Regions from separate parts of the Homo sapiens genome. Here region 1 is linked to region 2. Evidence: read pairs that join two places in POLR2A ChIA-PET (ENCODE). Cell type or tissue: GM12878. All regions are shown on one strand. Each heading gives the region's core, and the rest is flanking DNA. Links, peaks and the distances in the headings are about the cores only.

The links. ChIA-PET counts read pairs that join two places held together with the same protein. Peaks named below come from ENCODE experiments on the same cell type or tissue, not always from the same donor. Only the 100,000 strongest peaks of a DNase experiment are listed, where the experiment ranks them.
Region 1: POLR2A ChIA-PET joins it to region 2 with 11 read pairs; 2 of 35 experiments call an interaction of 5 or more read pairs at or near these places.

What each region holds. Positions count from the first base shown.
Region 1 is chr3:31,214,673-31,220,059 of GRCh38, forward strand. No RefSeq gene overlaps it. Among named protein-coding and RNA genes, the nearest start is that of MIR466, 56 kb to the left of the region's middle. In GM12878, for the core only: no CTCF peak of the experiment used is centred there; a DNase peak (open chromatin) is centred at 5,029; H3K27ac peaks cover 1,314 bases.
Region 2 is chr3:31,390,467-31,395,853 of GRCh38, forward strand. No RefSeq gene overlaps it. Among named protein-coding and RNA genes, the nearest start is that of STT3B, 140 kb to the right of the region's middle. RefSeq lists an enhancer at 1,998-2,207. In GM12878, for the core only: no CTCF peak of the experiment used is centred there; DNase peaks (open chromatin) are centred at 908 and 2,265; H3K27ac peaks cover 805 bases.

The sequences.
Region 1 (5,387 bases), core at 290-5,289, 180 kb before region 2:
CCAGTGACCCTTAAAAAGAGTTTGAGAACTATAAAGTCACAAGAATAAAACCTTAACACTGACAGGATATAAGCTGGCTACAGATGACATTTCCAACCCCCTCTCCTTGTCAGTACAAAAGATGCATTGGATGTGGGGGACAGATTTGTTGAGATACTCATGGACTTGCATGTGTGGCACTTTATGAAAAAATAAAAAGGAATCAGACTTCCCATTTAAATTCTCTCACCTCTACCCCTTCCTTACATTTTTTCCTTGCCCCCCAACTCTCACAGGAACAGAGTAACATGGGATAAAGAGGATGAGAGTACAGAAAGCAAATGATAAAAATATGTGCTCTTGAGTCATTGGAAGATTCTGATCCAAAGTAATGGGTGATTATTACTCCTTGAAGCCACAGTCAAAAGCAAATTTAAAATATTCCCTCCTTTTCTCCTGAAGTCTTTTTCTCCAATCTGGCAACTGGCAATGCACTAAAGGAATGTTTTCATCAATGTGTCCAAATATGTTATTCAAAGTAAGATTTTATATGAGATAGCCTCAGGGAACTTTCTGGAAGAAAAAGGCAGCCCCAAAATTGGATGCACAAATTGCTTTAAGGTTTTAAGATTTGGCGAAATATATTGTGCCTTCATTGTACCCCAAGCCAGAAATGGAAAAAAGAAAAAAGAATCAATACAAAGAATGACTTTCCAGGCAGTGCAAAGGGATTCAGTGTTTCCACAGGTTTGCAAGAATGCAACAAGCAAGAAAGGCAGTGTCCCCAAAACAAAGTGACCAGTCCTCTGAGCTTCTAGCTGGCAAGTTGCCCAGCAGAGATAATAGGATGTTATTGAATTTTCAGGCATCTCGGTCAGTGATGGAGGTGGAGGGGTGTTGCAAAAGGATAATGGAAGGAGCAGGGATTGGGAAAGCAAGGATGGAGGGGCAGGTAAATTCTGGAAGTGGAAAATTATTTTTCAAGCATAGAAAAACTTAAAAAAATACTACTGCACTACTGTGGAAGTCATGTACTAAAAGTGTCCTTATAAGAGGAGATGTGAAGGGTGGTACATGGGTCATAAAATAAACTTTGTGGCCAGGACCCTCTGACCACTAAAACCATAGATGCTTAAACAGAAAAATCCAATCAAGCAGAAGGATGGTATTCTCCAAGTAATAAGCCACTTCAGTGAGTATTCATGCTCTAATCCCAGGCCCAGATTCATAATAAGGGCAAAAATGTAAGCACACACACACGCACACACACACGTGCATGCACACCCCCACACACATACACATGGCTAGGGGCAGAGCATCCCAAGGCCCAAGTGTAGGAGGAGGCAATGGGAAAACACATTCACTCATTCAGTAGGAAAACTCATCCTTTTTTAATTGCTTTGCATTTGTTTTTCATCTTCTCTCGCATTTCTTCTGATGGTGATTATGATTGTATTTTGAAATCATGATCCACCGCTGCAGCACTGTAATTACATAAATATGGCATTATAAATGAAGGTTAGCACCAGAAATAGCAAAGCAGAGAGGGGTGCAATTTGTCTTTGTGGATGTAAGTGTATGTGTATATGTTTATAAATACCTCTCATTTATATGGCATTTGGAAATAATCTGCTAGTGCAAGCAAGGGGGTCTTAGGAAATAGAACAAAATCCTCAATCCCATTTTCAGCTGAAGAATACAACGGTAAGAAAAGGCACGTTCTTCCAGTCATGATAAATGGAGATTGTTAAGTAAGAGTTAGGCTTAAACTGAGCTCAGATTTCTCAACTGGCCTGGGCACCACTGGTTCTTCTTGTGGACAGGAATCAGTCTGTGTCAGTACAGCTTATCAACAGTGCTCTTCAGCAACCCTAGGACCTCAGAGAGTATCTCTTAACCTCCTATATTTCCTTCCGAACAGGAGAACATCTCTCTCTCTCTCTCTCTCTCTCTCTCTCTCTCTCTCTCTCTCTCTCTCTCTCTCTCAATTTCACTCACTTTTGCCTGCAGCACACCACCCAGTATCTTCAACCAATCAATAACTCAGTTCCTTTCACTCTCAGGGAAAAGGAAAATTCTGAAGTGTGTACCACACAGGGTGTGTGGTAGTTCTAAAACATGTTAACAAATTATTCAAACCTTCTCTCTTCAAGAGATAGAGACTGAGTTTTCTTCCCTTGAATGTGGGCTATACTAAGTGACTCACTTTGAATGACCAGAAGATGATAGTGATGCTATGTCATCATAGCATCACTTATGACCAAACCTAAGTCATAAGAAGGCGACTTCTCTTTGGCATCACTTCTACTGGGAAAAGCCAGCTTCCATGTCATGGGAACACTCTAGCAACTTGTGGAGAAGTTGATGCAGATAGGAACGTAGGTCCTGCCAACAACCATCACCAGTTCACAAGCTACATGGCTGAGCCACCTTGGAAATAGATGATCCAACCCCACTCATCCCTTTAGATTATTGCAGCTTTGACTAATGTCTTGGCTATATATAATTTCATGTGAGATCAGTCCTGAGCCAGTACCGCCTGGACAAGCCGCTCCAAATTCCAGATGTAAAAAAATATGAATGCAGTAAATACTTGTTATTTTAAACCACGAAATTTTGGGTCAACTTGTTACATAGCGGTAGATAACAATACAGCATCCTCATGGTATTGACCCCCAGTTACCCATAGCTCTCACTTGCTCATCAATTACCTCACTATGCTTCCTTGGATCACATCCAAAATAAAGAAACTTCACTCAAAATTCTTGTCTCAGGGTTTGCATTAAGAGTCTAAAACATGCCATATAAGATAGATATTATTCTCACTTTAGGGATTTAAAAAAGTAATATGCGTAGGTTACAGCTATATAGCAAATAATAGCAAAACCAGATTTTCTGAATCCTAATCCACTGCTTCCTGATTCATTATAGCTGCATCTCCCTGCCACTCATACCCCCATTCTTTGCCATTTTAAGCAACCTCTTTTCTCTCTCCAAGAACAAATCAGTTAATTTGCTCACTCGCTGCGGGCCTAGACACTCATCTTAATCTCAAAATTTAAAAACCAGTCTCAGTGAATTCAATAACCAAAGCAGGAACTTTTAGTCACTGAAGCCTAAATGTATTTGTTTTTCCTAATGATACCTGTACACAACAAGGAGGAACAATTAGCAAATCAATAAATTATTCGTTTGTTGATGTTAATGCAAAGACTATATGTGGCTCTACCTTGTTTTATGTCTAGACTACAGGTGGTGGCCTGAAACTGCTGACCAAAGAAATGACCATGCTGTGTGGGCAAGAAATGGTGAAGATAAAGCCCATATGTGCTGTACTTTCTGTTTGGATCAAATAAAATGTACAGCCAACTCATCTGTCAGATATTTAATCATAATCATTATTGTGTTATGTGGTAATTAGGCATAAATGGGACATAAATGACTCTTGCTAGAAGTACTTTATATATCAAAAAATTTTTGTGTTTCCAAATATCCATCTCTTTGATAATTTTCAAGTATCTGTCTCTACTTACTGTCACTGTAGTTGGTTTCCCCTGAGTCAGACCGGTAAAGAAGAATACATATGGGCTTTGGAATCAAACAAATCACTCACACTGTGTGATCTTGATCAAACCACATGACATCTCTAGGCCTCTTGTGTAAAATTGAAATGAGTGCCTCTCCAGCAGGGTCACTATAAGAATCAAATGAGAAACTGAAATGCAGTAGCTAACACTGCGTTAGTACGTAGTAGGTGCTCAGTAAAGATCTTGTTCCTGTCTTTTATATCAACATTACTTTCACATGCCTTAATGAGAGGTTCTTGATACTCTCTCCATGAGTTTTTTTTTGTATGCCCTGTATCCCTCCCCTGAGAGCAACTGCTTTCATTCTCCAAATCACTGTCTCATGCTAAAATCTTAAATTTATCCATGCTTTCAAAAATATACCTCTTATCAGCTGAAGAAAAATTTATACAAAACTTTTTTGTATATAACATGAAAGATGGCTTTGGGTCCACAAGTAGAAATAAACAGATTTCAAATGCATCTAGGAATAGGCATGTCAACACTTTGGCATGAATGAGTTCTAGTTACGGGCAATTTCTCTTTCCATTTGATTTGGTTATGGCTGGTGAGTAAGCTGGAAGAGACTGGTCATCTGAAAAAGCTAAAGAAGAAAATGGGGCTATGACTTGCAGTTGTGTTCATCCAATAGGAGGCTGGTCATATTTTGGAATAATTTGGCAAACATGTACAGATAGGAAATGTACTCAAAAATATTTCATGTCCTTGGGGCTGTGTGCTCTTTGGGGCCTTGCAGGCACTATGAAGATGAAGAGTTTGCCTCTTTCCTCTAGAAGAGATTTGTAAAAGCAGTGTTCACTGATAGACACAACAGCTCATAACAACAGCAGCAACAGGGTCAACTTCCACTTATTAAGGGCATAACATTTATTTGCATACCAAGGTTAACAAATCACTTTTACTTCTTTTCCATTTGGTCGTCCTGCAGCCCAAGTGAGTACTATTTTTAATTCCATTTTACAGATAAACAAGCTGAGACCAAGAGAGGTTAGACATAATGCCCCACAAGCCCTCAAATAGCAGGCAAAAGAATGAGGTCTGGATTCTCAATTCCACATTCTTTTCTCTTACCACACTCCCCTATTAATAAATAGCTTGTTTGTCTGAAGGATAAATGGAAGCTAATTTATAAATTCTCCAGCTAGCTTTTCTTGCCCCATATTGGTGTTTAGAGCCACAAAACCACACATCCACATTACATAGAGTGGTGTAGAAATAATTTTTAAATAATCACATTATTAGTCTTTGAGAAGAAAAACCTGCCATGAATAAAGAGATGATTTCACAGGGTCCAGGGTAATTGCAAGCAGCTGTGGACTTAACCATGGTAGATAATCCAGAGATAAAAGGTGCATTCTTTTGAGCAGTTGAGGCAGCCAACTTCTTTCATCAGTGCCTGTAACTTCTGCAGAAGGAAACATTCAGATCTCACCACAAAAGAGCAGACCTTCACTGGGTCATCTGTGACACAAACTGACAGTCAGGTTTTTATCAACTTCTCACCACAACATGGAGACTTTTAACCACAGATGTCCGATTCACATATAAAGCTCTCAACCCCACCAGACAAGAACCACTTTCAAATGTAATAAATAAAAGAATCACTTTCAAAATAAGAAAGTGAGGCATGGAGTACAACAAATACAAATTGAGCCAGGCACTATGCCAGGAGGGGGTCCCTGCCCTGAAGGGGAAGATAGGGCCATGGTTCTTAAGCCTGGATGTTTAATAGTGTCCCCTCAGGGCTTATTAATATCCCAACACCTAGGTCTCAATTTATTGATAATTGATTTTTCTCAAATAATTCAGAAACTCTGGGAG
Region 2 (5,387 bases), core at 77-5,076:
TAATCCTTTTTTATTTACTCTCTACTTGTATTTTTTCAGATTGGAAAGGGAAACTTCTTCCTGCAAATAGTCCATTCGCATCTCTCCCTGACACAAGGCTGAAATTTTAGTATTGCAAATATCACTGGGGAATATTTCTCAGCTGCAGTTGATTATTTCTTCTTTCACTACCAGATGTCACTGTACCTGGAAAGAATTCACTTAGCAAGGAAGGGGGAGGCAGTGAGCTGCAGAGGGAAGAAACAGTGTGCCAAAGAAACTGGTGGGTGGGCCTGAGAGAGAGTGGAGGAGGCTGGGGAAAATTTGCTAAAAGTCAGAGACACAAAACTAGTATTTGAGATTAAAAATAAAATTAACTAAGCCATAGTTTGCGTGTGTGCACATGTGTGTATTTAAAGTGTCTTAAGACACCAAATTCTACACCATTCAATCGAAGCTATTTGACCATAGCAATTAAAAATATTAATGATGCCAGTCTGAATCCTTCATAAGAACTCATCCCAAGCTGCCAGAAAAGGCAAAAAGTTTTAGGCAAGATTTACATACACCCATTCAGAATGAAAAATTGGTGACCTGAAATTAGCGGCCAGAATGAAAAGTAACCAAATAAACTTCTATTTTACACCGGAATTTATCATCTCTCTAATTTGTCAGTGGTCAATTCTGGGAGTGCTTTTGGAGGACTGCCTTTTGCCCTTCTTTGGAATGTGATTTTCATCCAGGGAAGAAATGAGGGCAGGAATTATTGAAAGCCCTGTTTCAGATCAGCATTAACAATTCATGGAACTCATCTCTAGTTCTACCCAAGGCATTTGGAAGGACACCTGGCGTGTAGCAAAAGCTTGTTCAAAGTGTCTCCTAATCTGCTTTGAAATGCACAGTGGATTGGGGCCAACACAAGGTCAGCACCCGTCCTCATTTAGTGAGCTGGCTGGCTGTGCTCCTCCGGTAGAGGAACTGAGAAGACAGAACCTACTGCAAATCCACTGCAGAGTTTTTCAGCTGGTGGCTGAGGGTCTTTTGAAATGCAAACCTCTAGAGCTGAGGGGGAAGCTTGTTTTCCATTCTGGGCCACTGGCTCACAGAAGGGGAAAAAATAATCACCGAAAAGTAATTTAGGTTGGGTGATTTACAAAGTGAGAAAGATCAAAGGTTAAACTCACACAATTTAAATGTCGAGAATAGGGAATTTTCAACATGATTCATTAAATATACTCAATTTAGGGGGATGTATCTTGATTTCAGATGAGAAGCAGGTAAGGAAGACTTTCGTTCCTTCCACTCCACCAAACTTGATGCAGGTAAAATTAATGCATTCTACAGCACTGCCCATTCCCCCCAGCCACACTCTCTTCCTCTGGCTTCTGCGATGCCAAACTCTTCTGGTTTTCCTCCTCCTCCAACTTCCCACTCTTCAGTGTCACTTGCCAGGTCTTCCTCCTCTTCTCAAACTTGACTATGATATACCCTTGACCATGAACTCCTCAAACTTGACTATGAAACCCTGTGATATACCTGCCTCCTTCAAGGTTGGTTCTTTAAGGCTTGGTCCTAGGCCTGCTTTTATTCTGCCAATGTACTACCCACCCACAGGACCTCATCCACACTGTAGCTCCACACCTTCTCTAAGCAGATGATCATGTGTTTGATCTTCATCCACAGCTCCAGGCCCACACATCCAGCAGCCTGCTGACTGTGCCCCTTGTATGTCTCACACACAACTCAGCGTGATCCAGACTGACCTCCACCCCTTCCTTCAATCCCAGTCTTCCTCCAGTGTTTCTTTCTCAGTGAAAGCAAATCCATCTGCTCAGTTTCAAAAGCTAGAAAACTAAGAGTCAGTCTTGAAACTCTCTCTCCCTCACCCCGCATCTAATCCATCTCCAAATCCTAAATATCTCCTCTTCTCTCTACTCCTAAAGTCCAAGCTGCCAGCATCTCTACATCCAAAATGGCAACAGCTTATTAACCAGTTTCTCTGCATCTACTTTTGCTCCCTTCAGTCCGTTCTGTGCATACCAGCCAGGGGGATTTTTCTACAGGGCAAAGCTGATTGTGCCTTGCTCCTGCTGAGAATTGTTCAATGCATTGTAATGCTTTTAGGATAAAGATCGACATCCTTATCACAGCCCAGAAAGCTGTGAAAGACTTGTCTGCACAATTCTGCAGCCTCACCTTGAGATACCTTCCTGCCTTCCATGTCCTCTCCCAGTTCCACTCTAAAAACCACACAGGTTTTTCATTTTCTCAAGCTCACCCTACTTCTCTCCACCTCAGCACCTTCAAAAAGGGCTGGTTCTTTTCTGGCCTTTCATGCTTCCTCCTCACCTTGTCTAGTTTCTTCTCATCTTTTAGATCTCAGTTCCTCACAGAAAGCTTCCTGCATCCAGAAAGCCAGGTCAAAACCTCTGCTTACTCAGTGTCGCAATGTCTTTGACTTTCTATTTTTGTAAGACTTTTCATACTTTTTCATTAAATGGTGACTCTACATATTTAGTTGTTTTCTATCTTTTGCATTGCTACTTTTCCCAGTGCCTAGTACTGTGCCCTGCACATAAGATATATTCAATAAGACTGTCCCGAATGAATGAATGAATGAATGAATGAATAATATAAAGAGATAAAATCACCCAAAAAATGAGAAAGATCATTTCTAGCCAACTTACTCATAATTTGTGTGTTTTTATTTCTTTGAATTTGGTGAAATGCTATCTCTCTCAGTTACTTTTTTTGGTATTAGCAACCAACTTAAACCCCACTGGATTTTTTTTACATTAACTGAAGTCAAGCCAGGTATATCTCTATGCTTAAGCAATTTCTGTTTCATTTAAATGTAAAGTTTTATATTTGAGAAAAAAGTATTTTTGAAATGAAATTCTGCAAGTCAAGATAATAACTGTTCTCACCAGATGTCATTTGAAAATACTATAATCATGACTTTCATGCCTTTTTCAAATTGTTAATAAATTGTCTTCTTATGCTAGCACCACAAAAACGCTACGATACACCTGCCTCTTTCCCCATGTGGCAGGAATAATTGGTCAATTAATTCACTAGCCTTTCCCCAACCCTCTTAGTTTTTCCTTTTTAGTTATAAAGTTTAAAACATGCCAGAGACCCACTTTGCCAGTTTTCCTTGAAGCTAGTGTTGTCTAGTGAGAAATAAGGTACACCTATAGAAGAAATGTGGAAACATATTTTGCTGTCATTTAAAAAAAAAAAAAAGCAATATCAACCCAAGACATACTTTTTTAACACAATTACTCAATTGCTTCTACTTTTGAGTGTGGTTGCACTGCCTGGAACCATGGAAGCCATCTGATGATCATGAGGTAACAAGCATGAAGGAAGAGTCAATACGATGAAAATGAAGGAGCTTCTGAACCAGCCTGTTATGCCTATCCACAGAGTTCTTGTTATGAGAAATAACTGTATCTTCATTGCCTAAACCACTAATAGATAGGTTTCCTGGGATTTACACTCAAACATATCTGAAATGATGCAATCAGTTAGAACGGGACATTGATCAACATTCCAAGTATAGTTGATCATTCAGACACAACTCTGTCTACCTGTATTGAACAGCAATCATCATTTCTCTATCTTATCCACAAAGCTGTCTTGGAGACTTTATTTTAAATTCCTCATTCAAGTCAAGGTACATTGAGACTGTGAGATTTCTCTCCTTTGAAAGTTCTGTAGGTTTACCCTATAAGCATTGCTCTTGGCCTGAAAAGAGTGTAGATAAGAGATATAGTGAGCTCAGGTCTTATGTCCGTGAGATTTGGTCTGGATTAACATTAAGCTTCTTAAGACCTTACTTTCTATCACCTTCGTCCTCCTCTTTTTCATAATTATTTTTTGAAGTGGATACGTACTCTTCTGAACATATAAAAATGAAAAAAACAACAAAACAAAGGCAATAAGTTCTCCCTGCTGCTCCTTCAAGCCCTTTAATGGTTCTTTATCCTGACAAATTCTTCAGAGGCTTTCTCCAATAAATAGAATAGTCACAGCATCCCCTGGTTTTAGTTAGACTATCAGCTGGAATTCTGTATCAGAGACCCAAAATAACAGTGGCCTCAATAAAAAGGTGATTATTTCTAACCTAACAGCCCAGGCATTGGCAGTCAGAGTGGTATGGTAGCCATAATTTCAGGCAGTTTCCCTCTTTCTTCTTCCTCTAGCATATCTTGTTGGCTTTTCCTCTTGGCCCACATCCAAACCATGGCATAAAAATGGGGACAGGAGAATGGAAGATGTTCTTTTCCTTTTAAGGCATGACACAGGAATTGCCCTCATCCCTTCTGCCCACACGTAATTGACTAGAACTTAGTCACATGGCCACATCCCGGTGTAAGGAAGGCTAAAAAATGTAGTCAATATTATGGGAAGCCATGTGCACATAAAGATCAGGGATTTTACTACAAGAGAACAAAGTGAGAAAAAAAATTGAGGAACAACTTACTGTCTCTATCAGAACACCCTCCCAAAAGAAATCTTATTTTCTGGGCTGAAGTTGCAGTAACAAACTGTAAGGTAACAATCTAAATGAAATCAAGCCAAAGGCCAAAGCTGGCTCCCAGGTTAGACAGAGGTCACCCACTTCGATAAGCAAAGCTCAATGTTTTCTAAGAAGATTCTCTATCATAGTGGTTCTCAAAGTAAACTTGGCACCAGGAACATCAGCTATCAGTGTCACCTGGATATTAGAATTGCAAATTCTTGGGCCCCACCTCGACTTACTGAATCAGAAACTCTGGAGCTGATGCCCAGGAATCGGTTTTAACAAGCTCTCCGAGTGATATTGACGCATGTTCAAGTTTAGGAACCACCACGCTGTAAAGTATAGCACTTCATGGGCTTATAATGAGCACTTACTAATTCCTACAGTAAGACACCAGATTACCTGAGTAATTCTTGGGCTCAGGTGAGCAATGAAGTGTTCAGTTAGGAAAACGTTCTGGTCATAAAATGAATTCCAAATAAAAAAATATATCCTTATATCAAGGAGTCTTTAATTCTTCTTAGGAAAGATTCTATTAGGTTTACCTTCAACCTTTTCAAAAACAACAGTTTTTCATCTGCAAAACAGAGTAGTGAAAAAAACAGTTATACAGAAGTGGATTGAAAATCAAGCAAAAGGCAAGCCCTTCTCTTACTGTATTGTCATCATAAAGACATGGACCAGCTAGCTCTCTTTTGGATATAGTCAGCATTATGAATAGCGTGTCACATGGAGTCATCCTTCCCTAAGGGAAGGGATGCCAATCACTAGCTCAACAGGTGGAGGCAGGGGTCTCTGGGGGAATCCCTCTACACAATGCTTCTCTTTTCTGGCTCATGTATCTGAATAATTACTTATTTCTACACTCTTGCCTTTCTCT